Regions from separate parts of the Homo sapiens genome. Here regions 1 and 3 are each linked to region 2. A link is an interaction called in ENCODE POLR2A ChIA-PET data of the cell type or tissue named here. Cell type or tissue: MCF 10A. All regions are shown on one strand. Each heading gives the region's core, and the rest is flanking DNA. Links, peaks and the distances in the headings are about the cores only.

The links. ChIA-PET counts read pairs that join two places held together with the same protein. Peaks named below come from ENCODE experiments on the same cell type or tissue, not always from the same donor. Only the 100,000 strongest peaks of a DNase experiment are listed, where the experiment ranks them.
Region 1: POLR2A ChIA-PET joins it to region 2 with 11 read pairs; 2 of 35 experiments call an interaction of 5 or more read pairs at or near these places.
Region 3: POLR2A ChIA-PET joins it to region 2 with 12 read pairs; 9 of 35 experiments call an interaction of 5 or more read pairs at or near these places.

The regions. Positions count from the first base shown.
Region 1 is chr5:143,919,830-143,924,829 of GRCh38, reverse strand. No RefSeq gene overlaps it. Among named protein-coding and RNA genes, the nearest start is that of HMHB1, 110 kb to the right of the region's middle. In MCF 10A, for the core only: no CTCF peak of the experiment used is centred there; DNase peaks (open chromatin) are centred at 759, 1,899 and 3,119.
Region 2 is chr5:143,491,457-143,499,592 of GRCh38, reverse strand. No RefSeq gene overlaps it. Among named protein-coding and RNA genes, the nearest start is that of NR3C1, 92 kb to the right of the region's middle. In MCF 10A, for the core only: no CTCF peak of the experiment used is centred there; DNase peaks (open chromatin) are centred at 3,602, 4,272 and 5,222.
Region 3 is chr5:143,392,093-143,397,092 of GRCh38, reverse strand. All of the region lies in intron 2 of NR3C1 (nuclear receptor subfamily 3 group C member 1), which reads left to right. Among named protein-coding and RNA genes, the nearest start is that of NR3C1, 9.1 kb to the left of the region's middle. In MCF 10A, for the core only: no CTCF peak of the experiment used is centred there; no DNase peak of the experiment used is centred there.

The sequences.
Region 1 (5,000 bases), core at 1-5,000, 430 kb before region 2:
ACTCTGGAGAGGGAGAGAAAGAGAAGGGGATATTCCATCTGGAAGGGATACAAAAATACTGCAGCTTTCTTTGTAATGTTTTATTTTGTCTTTATTAAACACAATTTTAGAAGCATATATGGCAAAATGTTAATTAATTCTGGGATGAGGACACATGAATATTTTCATACTATGTACTTTTCTGTGGTAATTGTTTTTCCAAATAAAATAACAAAACTTCAGTCACTTTTTGTTACTCAGTGCACTGTAATACTGTATCAGTTGAATTTAAGGAACCGTGACTCTAAATTGTTAAATATACTGCATTTTATTCATTTACAGTGTTTATACTGGATGACTAAACTAGGGCGTTGGAACACGGTCCATGGAATTTCAGTCTAATTAGTTCTCATTTATATGCTTGGTAAATGTAGGGAAAGTAGAATTTTAAACATCTGTTTATTCAAGGTACACAAACCAGAAAATGTTTTCTTTGGTTTTCTAATATTATCCTGTGCCAACATGAGTATTATCATCAGTTTACAGGATTTTTCCCACTGAGAGATTCAGGGTTAATGTTGCTATATAAATGGCACCTGGATCCTATTTTGGGAGAATTTATATATCCGTACAAAGTGTGGAAACGAGAGAATTTTAGTGCAGAGCGTCTCATTTAAGTATAAACAATATGAAAATCACTTTTCATGCTATAGAGTTGTAGCTTTTTCTCTCTCATATTTCCTGCAAGTGTGACTCATCTTGTCTGAGCCCTAGAGCTGACATGGATAGTTACCTAGGTCTCAGTAAGAAACTGAAAGAGAACACAGGCAAGGGAGAAAGGTAGAAATAAGGTTTGGCCTAAGAAAGACTTGGGTTTAAATTCTGGCTCTGTCATTTGCTCATTGCATGACTTTAAGCAGACTACTGAAGCCCAGCTGTAAATCAGAGATAATTAGAGTGATGCATCATGGATTGGATGAGAATTAAAGGAGATCCAGCATGTACATGCATTTCAGAGCAAAACCAAGACATGGTACACTCAGGAGTGGTGGCCATTGTATTTATTGCTGTTGTTGCTGTCGCCATTATATCTAAAGGGCCTAAATCCTTATTTCCTTTTAGCAGGCACAAAGCTATGCCCACTTAGAATCGAATTCAGCAAGTTGTTTGTGCTTCTTTGATATGCTGCTGCTGACCTAGTAAGGGATAAAGAACGAGGAAAATTTGGAGCCTTTTTAGAGAATATTAAGGATGAACCTCACCAAGGTTTGATTTATTTTTCTTTTTATTTTTTGTTTAGTTTCATTAGTTTTTCTTTTACTTTTTTTTAAAGCTTTTTTCAAAGAGGAGATGGGAAGCTATTTCTTAAGGAGACAAAGACATCGTTGTTGCCATCCAATTCCAATTTCAGTTCTCTTTCTACTCACAGTTTCATCCTCCTGGTTCTCACTTTCTCCTTCTAATAAATGCACCCCATATTTCATTACAAAGATCATTTCTTTCATCCACACTCAAGGTTGAAAATCAATCTCATAGACTACTTCCTCCTTAACTGTTTGCTGATAATGACTTAAACCCATTCACTTTCCCAGAATAAGAACAATAAAGGTAGTATTTTAATAGTGAAAGTTTTCAAAAACTTTTTTACTAGTGAAAGGTTTCAAAAAGTCTTTAAAAGTTGCTAATCCTAGAATTTCAGTATTGTGACAGGATGGCAAAATAGCCACTTTTGTGACAAAAGCCTTAATTACATAGCATTCAAGTATGCCATCTAAGTGTCAAACTCTTCTGTTCTACTTTCAGATTGGCCTTGATTCTTGCTTCATGTGACATGCGAGCCATCATGTTCCCTTCTCAAGCCCACAGAGGACCTCACTAATTGAGCACAGTATTCCTTCTGGCAGGACCTGGTTGTGACTCACAATTCTTCCTGACACAGCACTCCAAGTAGTAACCGTCAATCTTAGCCAATAAGGAAATTGAAACCTATTGGCCCTCAGTAGCTTAAAATGTATTTGTTGATTTTCCAGTTGTAGAAAAGAAAAGTGCAAAGTGACTCATTTAAAGAAGAATTAGAAAACAATAGAAAGGAAATCATGGTCTCTGCTTTAGTTTTATTTACATATTTATTTACTTACTGAGATAGGGTCTCACTCTGTCACTCAGGCTGGAGTGCAGTGGCGTGATCATAGCTCATTGAGGCTCAACCTCCTGGGCTCAAGCAATTCTTCCACCTCAGCCTCCTGAGTAGCTGGATCCACAGGCACACACCACCACACCCAGCTAATTTTTGTAATTCGTGTAGAGACAGGGTTTCGCCGTGTTGCCCAGGCCGGTGTTGAACCTGAGCTCAAGCAATTTTCTCACCTCAGCCTCCCTAAGTAGTAGGATTACAGGCTGCTTTAATTTTAACTAGCAACCCATATATTCAGGACTATAGAAGGAACTTACTATAAAGTGAAATAAAATATAGTCATATACAAGTAATATTTTTTAAACTTTGGAATGAGCATTTAATAATCCTGTGAAAGGAGAATTTTCTTTATTTTTTAAATGACAGAAAATTACAAAGCCATTGTTCTTCCTAATAAGTTCCTATTATGTTTTAGATTTATTTTAAGCTAGAGATAGAAAACTGTTCCTACCATGATGTCATGTTGTATTTATTTCTGGTCTCATCAATTGAGTCAATCAAGAGACACTCTCATGACACCTTCTTGCCAGAATGAACACTGTGAAGTAGGTTTAGAGCCCAGCCAGACAGATTTCGAATTGGTTGAGTGATGTAAACTTTCATGATGGATTAAATGGAGAAGGTGAGAACCAAAAAAGGAGTCCAATATGATCTTGAAGTTTTGAGTCTTGAAGTCTGGGAAAACAAGGGATCTTCATAAACACAGAAAGTCAGTAGGAGAAAGCAGCTGTTCTGGGAGACAGGAAAAAAAAAGTTCAGATTTAGATTTTTTTGAGATTTAAATTTAGAATTCAAGGGACTTCATAATGGAGAACATCTCACATGTATTTGGCATTACAGGCCTGGCCTTTGAAAGCCTGGGGGTAAAGATTTTGAAATCTTGTCCTCAAGGGATGGTAGAAAGAAATGTTGTCCAATTTCAACCCCATTTCTCATCTGAAAGATATTTGAAGGATGCCAGAAATTGAGAAAAGGCAGAGCTGATTCTACAGTGAGTCACTGGGATTCTGAAGAAATATGAGTGGCAGCTCCAGAATTTCTATATGAGGAGGAGGAGGCAATTTACAAGTGGAAGTCTGGTTGTAAGATGTAATAAGCTTGTTGTATATATGGCAGCTTACAACAGATTGAAAAAATAGATGTTTACTTTCAGAATACAGAAGGGAAATTGCAGAGATTATGAGAGAGTGCCTAAGAAGTTACCAGTGTCTTATGCATTGATTAGGTAGAAAAGATTAGGTAGAACTTTCAGACAGTTTGAACTCTCCAGGCTCTACTAGAATGATAATCCATTTCTGTATAAAAACATACAAAATCAGTAAGTTACTGAATAAAAGTGATCATAGCATAATTTGATGTTAGATAATCTATAAAATATATAATAAAGGCAGTTCAAGCAATTCAAAATTTATTTGAATTTTTCAGTTATGTTGACACTATTCCTAGTTGAGAAATAAAGTTGTGTTTATTTTAGTGAAAAGGTGACATACCTTGACCAGTGTTCCTTGGAGTCTCCACTCTTTACCAAGGACATTTAGCAAACATGGCAATAAAAACACATTTAGATCTGTGAGATTCAGTCAAAGCCCAGAAAAACTGTTCTAACCTGAACCACATGATCTCAGCACAATGCATGTCATTGACTTTCTCAGGCTATCCAGGATTTGAATATTGAGGAGGTGGTGAATATTGAATATTGTCCAGTGGTGACTCATACTGAGTAAGACTATATAGACTTTCTCTTTAACATGTTAGGTACCGGCTACAATAGTGACTTTCCACTGACTCTGACCTATAGCAGAAGTAGATTTCACATTGTGACCCAGAGCACATCCTGCAACCAAGGTTTTATGAACCAATTCTTAACTTCACCATATATACTACACTTTCATATTTTCTGTTCTTAATTTTGTTATCACTCTTTGATTTCATGACCCACAAGTAAATCATGACTCAAAGTTCGGAAAATATTAAGCGGCATGGTAGCGTTTTCCTATTTATGGTCATTTTCATTATCCTTTTTTGTTAATGTCTTATGTACTCAGCACTAACAGCCAACTCTGGTCCATAGTCTCAGCATATAAGAAACTATATTACCTTCACAACTATAATAATTCATCATACAAGTACCAAGTGGATATTAACTTGACAATAGTGGTCTTAGATTTATTTGCATTTAAAAAAATTTAAAGTGATATCCTTACTACAATGGAGTTAGGACAAAAGACTGGAAAACAGAGAAACCTGATGATATAGTGATTGCTAAAATATTCGTAAGGAAATATGGAATAGTCAGAAAAGAATACTGTGTATCTTCAATGCAAAACTATGCATTGTTTAGCATATACCCTTCCAGGTTATCTGATGCTAGCTTTTTATTAATTTTGAGCTATTTTATAGATCTGTACATTGTAACTAACTGATAGCAACGAAAATAATTCTTGTGTATATACATGAATTCCATCCAGTGGCGGGATAATCCTCCTTTTTCATTCCTGCCTCTCCCCAAAGCCAGTTGTGTGAGTGAAAATTGGTAAATGCATTCTAATACTCCTGATATCTAGGTATATCTGCCCTTTGGATTCTACTTTGAACAGATTACATCATTTTATTGGTTCCTTTATTAATAAAGCGTTAAATAAAATCTTTAGCACCATTTCACATTGTCTGAAACTCATTTTACCCCCTTTTTTGTTTTTTTTTAGAAAATTCACCTTTAATGTATTCAAAAGAGTTTTACCAGAAATGGAAAATTCTGCACCATTAATTCAAGAAAAAAAGTTTAGCCGGGCGCGGTGGCTCATGCCTGTAATCCCGCATTAGGGGC
Region 2 (8,136 bases), core at 1,404-6,403:
CATTGTTCACAGCCAAGGTCATACTCCGTAACTAGTTGCCCATGTCCACCCCACGTTTAGGCTTCCTCAGATAAAATACTAATGGCTTATACTCATTAAAGCTTTTTTAATCAGTACCACTTGATTCCCTGTCTCAGCATTATATATATTCCCATGGTCCTGTTGGCTTCCAGACTAAAAGATTTAGCAGATCTCCAGAGTCACATGCTTCTCCGTTTCTACTCTTCCTTTTCATAGAAATGAAATCTTAAGGAAATCCATCAGACCAGCTTGTTCATCCTTAAAGGATGTGCACTGGAGGAAGAAGGATTGGGATTTTATCTCTGTTGTAGCCATATCCCATAATTTGAGGTCCGCACACCATGCTACATTCATATTCATGTTCTCTTACTCTTTGTTTTCTCCTTCTCTCTCTCTTTCTCCCCAACTCCCCCCATCTATTACCTACCTACCTGTCTCATTTAATCCATGCAACTCCCCCTCCAAGAAAGTATTTAAAAGGTGGGCTCTAGAGCCATACTTCCTAGATGGTAAATCCTGGCTCTACCACTTGTTAGCTGTGTGACCTTGAACAAAGTAAGTAACCTCTCTGTGCCTAGTTTCCTCATCTGTAAGGGGGGATGCTAATAGCACCTACATCATAAGATAGTGTGAGCCTAGCATTTAAAAGAGTGCCTGCTACATAGCTAGTTCAAAAAAGTATTATTATTATTCTGTTTAATAGATGGCAAACTGTGGTTCTGGAAGTTTAAATAACCCACCCAAAGGCATACCGACTGTGTGTTGCAGAGCTGGAACAGGCTGATGGCAGAGTTGGTGCTCTAACCACAGTACTTCACTGCCTCTTACTTAGCATATGCTGTGTGTTTATTACTCAGCTGAGTATGGCTGGGCATTGTGGGACTCTCAAAATAGACAAAGATGCCCTTTTAACCAACAGTTTCACTTCCAAGAACTTGACCGTAACTGGAACAAGTATATAAAGGAATAGGTATACGGATGCTCATTACATAATACCAGAAACAACAAAAATGCCCATCAATTAGGGGCTCAGTAAGTAAGGTATACTGCATTCATGCAGTGGCTGCTATGCTATTATTAAACCAAGAAGAGCAATATGTATTAAAGTAAAAGATCCCCAAGTCCTGAAGCTAGAAGAAAAATAAGGTACCAAAAAACATAGTTGTACTTATATATCCATATAGGATCTCAGGAAGCAGATTAGCAGCAGTGGGTTCTGGAGAAGAGCACTCGGTATCTTGGACAGGAGGGAGATTTGTGTTGCTGGATTTCTCTATTTTGACTGTTTGAATTTTTGACCGAGATACTTTTCAATTTAAAAGACTAGAATATAAAAAGGCTGTTAAATGTAACACTGACTATATAAATGAATGTTTCTTTATATATAATCTTTGGAGCACAAATTTTTCATGGGGAATGTAAAACTGCCTTTTAAAATATGATGGGGAAACAGACTGTGGGAAATATTCACTGACTAGAAGAGAGAAGCAAGACTATTTTAGAAACTCCTCTGTCAGGGCAGCAGTGTAGAAAATAGTTGAGAGTGGTGACTTTGGAGTCAGACAAACCCACTGTCAAATCTTGGGTCTAACACTAATCCACTGTGTGATCTTTTGAGTCTCAGTTTCCTCATCCATAAAATGGGGCAATATTATCTATTTTGAAGTGAGGATATAATGAGATAAAATACCATAGAGTCTTGCACATACAAGCATTCAATAAATGGTTACAGCTATTTACCCTGATAAGGAAGTAGGTAGATGACTGATAGATAGATAGATAGATAGATAGATAGATAGATAGATAGATAGATAGATGTTGCTAAAAAGGTTCTAAATCAACCATTCTTCCTTTGTCCTCCTTTCTCTCTTCTATCAGCCCAGAGAACAACAGTCTTATACCTGTTGTCTAGATAGCATTGTAATAGCAGTACCAGCAAGCTTTGCAGTCACACTAACTAGCTGATGACCCTAGGCAAGTTTTAAGCTCTCTGAGTCTTTACATAATGCTAATAACAGGCCAACTGCAGTGGGTCACACATGTAATCCCAGTACTTTAGGAGGCCAAGGTGAGAGGATCACTTGAGCCCAGGAGTTCAAGACCAGCCTGGGCACCATGGCAAAACCCCCTATCTCTAAAAATTACAAAAATTAGCTGGGCATGGTGGTGCTTGTCTGTGACCCCAGCTACTCGGGAGGCTGAGGCAGGAGAATCACTTCAACCCAGGAGGCAGAGGCTGCAGTGAGCCGAGATTGCACCATTGCATTCCACTGTGGACAACAGAGCAAAACCCTGTCTCAAAAAAAAAAAAGTAATAACAATATCTACCCATAAGGGATTATGCAGACCAAAACAAAATAGCCATGGTCCCTGCTCTCATCAAACAATCTAGGATCCCCTGCAAATAGCCTAGCATGACTAATCCTATGAGGGTCCTCCACAAACATTTGTTAATTCATTGAACCTATGACTTTCCAGGAAAGGCATCTATACATACCATGAGGTTTTTTTTCCAAATTACTCAACTACCATTTTACCAAACAACTCCAATTTGTGTTAACTTTTCAGGCCCAAGCATGTGTATTTGCCTTTAAACTACACGCATTTCCTTCACTTCTCATTTCATCAAACTATACAATTGGAATCACTCTTTTATTCTCTAGCTTTCACTATCATTCTTGTTCTCTCTCAATCTCTTTTTTTTTTTTTTCTGAGACAGTCTTGCTCTGTTGCCCAGGCTGGAGTGCAGTGGCATGATCTCAGCTCACTGCAACCTCCGATTCCCAGGTTCAAGTGACTCTCCTGCCTCACCCTCCTGAGGAGCTGGGATTACAGGCGCCCGCCACCACGCCAAGCTAAATTTTGTATTTTTAGTAGAGACGGGGTTTCACCATGTTGACCAGGCTAGTCTCGAACTCCTGATCTCAAGTGATCCACCCACTTCAGCCTCCCAAAGTGCTAGGATTACAGGTGTGAGCCACCGCACCTGGCCTCTTGCTCTCTCCTAATAGTTATCCAACTCAGACTACCAAAGTGCGCTCACATCATGGTCCACTACATCTAGCAACTCAATTCTGTCTCCAAAAGGAAAGAGTTTCTCTCTCCTCACTTCAAACTGAAAAGTCCCAGGGATGGTCTCTGGCTGGCCCAGCCTGGAACTGGAAGAGCGATAAATGTAGGGCTGGAAAGCACACGCATAACTAGAGGAGAAATTATTGCACTTTGGTCTCCTCCCCCAATTTGGATCTACCAAATGTAAAACAAATATCTGAATAGTCAGCCTTTCTTTTTATTAAAAAAATTGTTGTGCTGCTTAAATTAACACAGTGCACTGTGCACTCCCCTTTGCATGTGTAGACACAACCCTTTTTAAATCTGTATTAAAAAATAGAATTGGCAATGGCTTTTGCTCCCGCTTGAGCTTGCCAAAAAAGGTTGGAAATGAGCATGCCTCTTCCTGTCTCTCTTGGCTCTGCTCCCTATTAGGATTTGATAGAGACAGAATCTTTCTCTTCCTCAACTTTCCCTGGAGCTGTAAGTGGGCTAAGGGGTGGAGTTTGGGAGAAGGGCACCACCTTTCACAATCCAGAAGTTAGGGATGTAGAAATATCAGGTGCTGGCGACAACATTTTGGAGCTTCTGAGCAAGTTCCCATGCTGTTGTTTAATCCTTAATCATCTCTCTTGGCATACTTCCCATTGCTACTGCTTGCATAAAATTGGAAGGAGCTGATTGCCTCAATCTGTATTTTCTATAAGGCCATGCTTACTTAGCGCAAAACCCACAGGGACTCCTCATATAATTGTTTTGACCCTAATAGGCTGTTTTCTTTGCTTCCAAGAAATCTCTTCTATCTTCCCCTTACATTCTAAAATAGTCTTAGTCCCAAGTGACAGTCAAGAACATGGGGGATACCTAAACATTTCCTGTAGAGAAATAAGATGTTAGTTGAATTCCATACCCATCTCTCTGAATGGGACTAATTATCAATGGGGGCTGTTGCCATGAGCAGGATTCTTTATGGAAATTACCTTAACTATTTTGTTTTTCCTAAAGACTACTCCGGTGGCAAAGAAGAATCATTACTCTTCAAAGTTCCTATACCAAACAATAAAAATAAAATGTCTGCTCATTCCAGCTAGTTAAAATTGAAATTTGAGGGCTCTGGTAATCTAAAACATGTCACTCAACTGTAGGCTGTCTCAGAAAAAAAAGTTCACTGCACTCTTCAGGAATGAAAGTACAAGATCCACCCAAGTTATTGCGTAAACCAAAATGCTCAAGGCTAACCCCATGCAAATATAGAGAAGGCCAACCTTTAGATGCTATCCTTTTTTTTCAGAGACCCTTCCCTAAAATCTTTCTAATGCTTGAATTCTCTCATTTATGAAAACTGCCTTAAAATTCCCAGTATCCACAGGAGCAAAGGTACAATCAGTCCCTAACAGCTTGCAGTCAATTTGTGTCTTAAATCTTTCCTTACATTGAAATTAACAATGTTTTATTTCTGTTGCCTTCTTTTTGTAGATTTTACTATAAGGAGACAGATACATAGACATAAGCATGTATTACTTGGAAAAAAATGTTTACTTTCTTACTCCATAATATAATGTGGTAGCACACACTTCTTCCTAGGAAGAAGTATATTAGGTTGAATGTGGAGAGACAGAAACTAAAAGGCATAGAGCACCTAATCCACAGTAGTATTGAGCAGGATGAGTCAGGTAAGGTGGCAACACAGTATGAGGGGGACACACCAATTTCAGCAGGAGACATTTTTGACTGTTATCTCTAATGACCTACATATACCTGCTCTTCAAGATTAACAGGTTTCTGAAATAATGTTGGGACTTTGAGTCTCATTCCACATCCATTGCAATGAATTCTTTAAAAATCGGAATGATTTTCCAATCTTGAAAGCACTGCAGAGAGACAACAGGACTAGTACAGCTTCAGTCAGGTATCCACACTTGAACCAATCAGGTAGGACCAAGAATGCAAACATGGGTGCATGGGAGCCCACGGGGGCAGACTGAAGAGAAGTTCTTAGGGGAAAGAAGGGTCAAAGGAATTCTGTGACTTGCATGGCTTTGGGGAAAGTACTTTAGCCTGTATGAGCCTCTGCTTACCAGTCATGGATTATACTTTCTACTTACTGTAAGGAACACTGCCTTATAAATACCAAACTGCTAGTCAAGGATGCTGGGGCCTGAGTTGGCAGTAAGTTTAAGATGACTCACCAGTGTTATAAGGCTACCAAATGAGCAAGCTTGATCTTGGGACATAATAATATACATGTATACATTAAAATGAGAAAAAATGACAGCCTCCCTCCATTTGATAAAAATCTGATTCTCCTGGAATAGAGCCTTCGATCTGAGGTGCCTCATTAACAGGAATATTGGCAAACTGGAACAGGTGGTGGAACTTAATCTCTCTTTACAACATGCCATTGTATCAGTTCAAAAGCCTTTTTTAAAAAACTCTAATCCAGACGGTCTTAAACAGTTGAAAATGTATTTATTCGTGTTTACATAGCAAGGTGTCTAGAGGCAGGTAGTTTCTGGCACTGAGTGAGTGGTCCAGTGATGTTAAGGCTGTCATCTCTGTGATTCTCTTGACCTTTTCTTGACCTCATGGTTGCAAGATAACTGTCAGAGCTCCAGATATCTCATCAATGTTCAAAGCAGGAAAAAGAAGAGGAAGATTGTTACTAGCTTGATTTGTTCATATTATCAGAAATACAAAAACTTTCTCTGAAAAAATTCCAAAAGACTTTTGCTTATATCTCATTCATAGAACTGTGTCTCAAGTACACCATCAACTGCAGCTGAGGCTAGAAAGATGAGTATTGGGCAGAAGATGGCAAGGAAGAACAATAATTGCAATATTTCAGCTAAAGGGCATTGTCTGCCACAATTGGCACTATTGCCTTTCCCTTTTGGGAAAAAGAAAATATTTCACATACATGAAAAAGAATAGGATTGGTCTAGATTTATCAGATGTCCACCCACTCCTGATCGAATCAGCTAACGTTTAGATACAAGCCTGGCTGTAGAAGGTTCATTACTATAAAAAATTGTCATATGTGTACCTATACAACCATACATGGCTAAAAAATAAAACATCACAAATCCAGTTGGAGCCTCTTATATATTCCTGCTCAATTACATTTCCTTACCCTGGCCCAGTAAGCAATTACATAGTATCCTGAGTCTGACATCTATCATTCCCATACATATTTTTACTTTGTATGGTTATTTTCATAATATTGCTTAAGTGGTTTTAAAATTTTGTGCAAATGGTATCATACTGTAACTTGGCCCTCTTCAACTTGCTTTTTTAAATTTAATTCTGATGTTTGAGAATTATTCACATTTGATTTAGTTCACTCAATATCATTGCTGTAAAAATATTGCTTTGATGAATATAATACAATTTGTTTATCCATTCTTTCATTGATGGACATTTAGATTTTTACAGTTCTTTGCTGCTAAAACAATGCTTCAATGAACTTCTTGTACATGCCTCTTTCTGCATATGTGGAATAATTTCTCTAAGGCATATACCCAGAGATGGAATTGCTGAGTCACAGGTTCTGTACTTTTAAATTTTACAACATATTGCCAAATGGCTCTCCAAACTGATTTATCAGTTATCCACCCACCCCAGTGTATTATTGTTCTAATTGTTCCACATTCTTACCAACACTTGATATTGTCAGACTTTTCAATTTTTGCCAATTGCATAGCTGTGAAATGGTATCTCAGTGTCATTTTAATTTACATTTCCATGATTACTAATGAGATTAAGCATTATATCAGATGTTTTTGGCTATATGGTTTTCATCTTCCATTAATTTCCTGTTGATATTATTTGCTCATTTTGTAATGGATTTGTTGTCTTTTCCTTATCATTCAACTCTTTCTATGTCTGATTGCCCCAGTGAGACTGAGCATCTCTAGTCAAGAATCATGGCCTTCGCCACTCATTCAATAATATCTGCTGAATGCCTAGTATGTGCCAGATACCACAGAAGCATTGAAGATACATGGCAAAGGCCATGGAGATGTTATTATGTCTTTAAAATTCTTTTATTATATCTGGCACATAAAGAGATTTGTTGACAAATAAATAAACACAATTCTGAAGGTACATAAGAGCTGTCCTCTGCAGCCTTTTTGTGGACAAGTCCTCAAACTTATTCCAGGTACTCTAGAGAGCAATGTGAATATAAACAGGTAAAAGCTACATGGCAAGACTTAAGCTCAAACATAACACAAACTTTCTTATTATCAGATTTGTTAAAACATAGAGCATCCCATCACTAAGGGTATGTAAGTACAGTCCCATTGATTACCTGGCAGGCCTATTGTTTAAGGAATAGAGCACTAGACAAGAGGTTGGACTAGAAAAGTCCTCCTCTATTCTCCAAAATTTCATAAAATACATAAATTTTAGTTAACCAACACTTTTTTAAAAATCCCCCATAATTATGTATAAAACTCACATCCATCCATCTGATGATTTTCATATTAAAATGCCTATAATCGCTTGCCCAAATGCCATGTATCTGACCCTTTCTTCTGCATGTGGTTAGTTTCATAAATAATTTACCTTACAACCCTTTTACCTTATCTAACCCTTCATATTATGACAGAAAGGACTCAACCTTTTATTTCACGCAGATGACCTAATGTATTGCACCATCACACTTGAGAAAACAGTGAAGAAATATTTGCTTCCCATCCCAAAGCTATGCAAAGAACAAAATTACTGCTCTGAATCCAGCCTTTCCATTACCATGTGTGCACATGAAAATGTAAAAGCTTGGAATTAGGCTTTCCATTGATTTAAAAACACATGCATTCTCCCAGAGTGACAGACTTAAAAGCAGAAAGAGACCATAAAATCCTCTACGTTTACCTGATTCAGGAATCTAATATTAGGCAGCACTAAAGAATTGAAGAGCAGTCCTCTTTTACTTTCTAAATATCTATCTTGTTTGGATATCATAGATTGCTGTATGGCTACTTAAGCAGTCAATAAGCATGTATTGAGTGCCTGCTAGGAATATGACACTCTGCTAAAGTTAGGGCCTGGCATGATGTGTAA
Region 3 (5,000 bases), core at 1-5,000, 100 kb after region 2:
AAATTATGAATATTATGATTGAGCTTAGTAAAGCATTTTCTAAGTTCATTTATAGTAAAACAAGAGAAACCTTATTCTCAAAATCTATTCTTTAAGTAAAACAAACTAGTCATTCTAACTTAATATGCTTTTAAAAATACTGAAGTTCAGTACATTTAGCATAAACTTATTGACGAAGGCACATTTCTGCATTATTTGATTTTCAGCCTTGTTTCATTTAAGCATTAATGACAGAGGTAGAGAACAGAAATGGTTTTAGGTGGTATTAGAGCTTTTATTGGGATTATGTTGAAATTTTAGTGTTAAAAAATTGTTCGTATCCTGAAGGGAGGGATTATTGGAGAGAATGAATGATGTAGGATGAACTTGTAAATTCAGTTTTCGGCAGAGTCTAAAATTAAGTGATGATTGGCACTTAATGAAGCTACTAAAATTTATGTAGATTTTAATGTCTCATTAGTAATCGCATCTGTATCTGGTTTTATAAAAGTAATGAAATTGAAGACCTGTACAAATACAGAATGAATGAAGCAAATTCTGCTAACATCATGTTGAATGTTTTCTCAGAAAAAGAGGAAATACGAAGAGAAGAGATTTGTTTTGACTGTGATTTACCCTCACCCCCATGGATACTTTCTTTACTTCCTACCTTTTTTCTTTTTCTTTTCCTTCTAAAGATTCTGGCAATGGGTGTTTCAGTGTTTTTTAAGCTTAATATTTCTGGTACTCATTTATGTAAAGTGATTTCTGAATGTTAAAGGAGATTTCTTTTTAAATATATTTTCACTTATTTTTAGCTTTATGATGAGAATCTTATTTTTTAAATCTGTAACTTGTTATGGCTACATGATTAGTAAAAAAAGTTTTTAAAACACACTGTGTATTCAGGTGTGTCATTTTAGTGTGAAATGACTAATGCAGAAATATGTGACTAGCATGTGGTCAGATTTTATTGAAATTACTTACGATGTTTCTATGGCTAGTCCCCTTGTATTTTTATAATTGGTAACATAATTCATATGTTATTTTGGTCTTGTCTATTTGTGTTACATGTATTTTAGTCTGACCACTTTTGCTACTTATTTAATGTTTATACATTTTATGAAAGACTTATTCTGAAATATACCTTGCATAAATGTAGGTTAAATGCAAATTGTATTAATAGTGAAATGGATATGTGGGTAGAGATCACTTTAGGGGCCTTTTGAGATTTAGTGAAGGAAAGATTGGATCAAAAGGGTTTACTTTAATGTGACTGCCTAATGTGAAAGTCGGAACATCTGCATTAATTGGTTAGTTACATAAATCTTAGTCTACTCTGGCCTGCAGGTGACTGAAACAGCCCAGGAAATCTTAATTTACATTAAGCTTAGACAAGGTCTGAGGCTTAGGCTTAGTTCTTAAAGCACATTCTTTTTTACTTTAATGATTATTCCTAATTTTAATGAGCAGTGGGTTCTCATTGTGTACTAGTACTTAGGTGGGCAAATTAAATAAGCAAAATAGGTTTGTGCTGAATAGCATTTACCCTTCTGAGGACATCCTGGTAATATTTTCATCAAGAGTAATTGTGTAATGCAATATTTACAGGTATTTGCCAGATTAATGGGCACTTGTTTTCATATTTCTGAGTCATGGAAAATATACATTGATGATTCCTGTTGCATAAAGAGTTTTCAAGAAAATTTTGTTGAATTAAGCTATAACTACAAAAAAAAATCCATTACATATTGACCTTTAGAAAGGATTTTTAAAAGCCCATGCTGTCCTTATTTCTGCAGCTTCAGAGAGCCGACTGCTCTTATTTTCTTCTGGCATATTCTATTAATACTTGGGTTTTGTATTTTTCAAGTAAATAAAATATTCCTATTGAGAATTTCAATTTTAAAAAAGAAAAGGTCTACTAAGTGTTCCTTTCCCTGTTGAATTATGTGTGATCATTTCTATGCTAAACTAGATTAGGGTGTGACTTGTGATGGTGATTTTTGTTCATTTTACATATTAAGAAAGAAATAGAATTTTATTGCAGTTCAAAATTATTTGTAGACAGTGGTTTTAACCCCCAGACACCTAATTGTGACAGGTTGCTTTCCTTAGTGCTCAATACTGTTGTAAATGTCTCTAAATACAGAATTTCCAGTGGAGTTCATGAATTAATTGGGGGTGGAGGGTGAAGAGGGAGGAGCAACAGAGATGTGGGATGCTATAGATAAGTTTAGGAATATCCAGATCAGTTCTGAAAACTAACAGTTTGGATCAACTGTCATGAATTAGAGGTTTAAGAAAAGAAAAATTTAGGACTATAGGTACAAGGGAATGCATCAATCAGAATTACAATTTAATTTCTTTTATTTCAGGTAGAAATCTAAAACTGACCATGGCTATATAATACTAATTTTTGAGTTATGTTGTTTCTTACTATGCTTTATTATCAAAAAAGGATAAAATGCACATTTTACTTGAAGATTATTTTAGCTAAGATTAAGTTCATATTTTTCTCATTTTTATTTAAGCTGCTGTTTAATAAATGAAAATCTAATGACTTGAATGTAGTCGACCTAATGTCTTAATGTTGATATAATCATTTCATATATCATAGTGCCCTTTTACAGCCATTGTCAACTGACTGGAGAGCAACCCTTTTCTTTGGTAATATATTTCTATGGGTTATGTATTTTTCTGCTGGAATATTGAGAAAATTAATTTTTCATAATATGCAGAATAAATTATGGGGTTCTGCAAGTGCTAGACAGTCACTTAAACCATTTATATTGCAATACATTCCTTAAATTCAGTATTTTGAATGAAAGTGTGTTATCCCCGAATTTTATCACTTGTCCAATTTAAATATTAATTACATCCCAATAGAGCTGCATGCTTAAACATGCTTTTTCAGAGTAACCCAAGTATTAATTTCGAGTGCTTTTAAATATTTTTTCTTTTTAGCAAGTTTCAACAACATTAATCCTGTCTATAATGCAGCAAGTTCAGTGAAAGTACCTGTTGTTTTATAATTTTTTTTTCATTCTCACTGTAGGGCACCAAAAATATATATAAGGGGAAAAAAGTTTTAATGATATGATTAGTTGTAAATGTTTACGCATTATCTTACCTTGAATTTTTATTTTTGTAACTAATAATTTGAGAGTTCAATAAGTATGCAGTGTTTAAGACATAGTTTGTTGCAAAAAGTGTTAACTTACTATTTCTTTTTACAATAAAATTAGCCTTTATTCTAGTTGATTTCATAACTGTCCATAATATTTAGCTGTGGCTATTATGAAAGTATATTTGATAGCCAAATTTTGAAAGCTATTATGAAATGATACAATTCACTACATGATTTATTATTTCATGCTGGTTGGGGCAGTGCTGTGACTTATGACCTTATGATTGTCACATGCTGAACACTAAAGCTCTACCAGTTTGTTATGGACACTGTTTTACTTTATGTTATCGTTTTAATGTTTTCTTTTATAATTATTGAGGATAAGAGCTTCCTTAATTTTAAGACTATTTAAATTGCAGATTTTGCTTTTTTATTTTTTTAACCATCCCTTCCAAAGAATTTGATTTAGATATTCAGTAGTAGAAACAGAAGAAAAATACTCAACTAAAAGTCCAAAGACCTAGTTTCTAATGCTAAGGGAGACAGTCCATGGCCTCCAACTAGGTACTTTGGAGTCAAAAATACTTTCTTTACAACTGTGTTTGAATTGTTTTCAAAACACCTGTGTGTGTGTTTCTAAAATTCCACAATCCTTTTAACCCGTCAATTTGATGAGGGAAGTAATTAGGGTAGGGAATGGTATAACAAAGTTGGTTCTTTGACATTTTCTTTATAGATTATCGAATGTAAGACAAATAGATGTGAATGCAGATTTGGTGTTTTTATAAGATAAGGATTTAAAATAATGTAGTTGGTGATATATAAAAATAAACTATTGCTGCTGTTAGCACCCGAGAGGTGGGGCTCTTGGGTTCTCAGAGCTTGTTTTCTATGTTCGTTACAGTTATTTTAGATTAGAACTTAAAAGAACTTGAGAGTTTCCCTAATTCTACCCCCTAATTTTTTCGAATGAGAAATTGAGATCCATAGAAAGTGTTGAGGTAAAGATCACAAAACACTTAATGAGCGGTGTTGCCAGTTTGAATATCTCAATTCTTAGTTATCTAAGTTCCCTGGTAGGCTTCTTTAATTATCTGGGTCTCTTCTAGACATCTGGAACAAATAGTTGATTGACATAATACAGACTAGCCACATATTTTATAAGAGTTACTTTTGACTCATTTAGATTTTTAAAATATACAGTGTCTGTATTCTTCTCTATTCATTTTGTTAATTTTTTTTTACCTAATAATGATTAAGCACCAATTATGTGACAGCACTATGCTAAGCACTTTGCATGCATTCATCTCATTTAAATCTCAACTCTGTGAAAGTTTTTATTCTAGTTACTGTATTAAGTCTCAATTCTGTCAATATCCATGAAGCACAGAAGGCAGCTGTTATTTACCTTAATTTTACAGATGTGAAAACTAAAGGCATTTAAAGAGAAAAAGAAAAAAAAAACCAGGAAACCTTAACACTTATCTGAAGGGAAATATTTAATATTGGGTATGTTAGTTCCTCATGTATCTTTAATAATTTTTGTCAACAGCGAATCTTTAAATAAAATATAAAGGATCAGGCCTCTGCTCTCCTGCATATATTTGTAAAGTCACTTACTGCTTTTTGTCACAGTTTCAATTTCTGTAAAATAGTGAGAGGGTTTTTACCTGACAGGATTTGTGCATGTACGTTTACTTTGAAAATTAAAAAGCATTAGGCCAGGCGCGGTGGCTCACGCCTGTAATCCCAGCACTTTGGGAGGCCGAGGCGGGCAGATCATGAGGTCAGGAGATTGAGACCATCCTGGCTAACACGGTGAAACCCTGTCTCTACTAAAAATACAGAAAATTAGCCGGGCATGGTGGCTGGTGCCTGTAGTCCCAGCTAC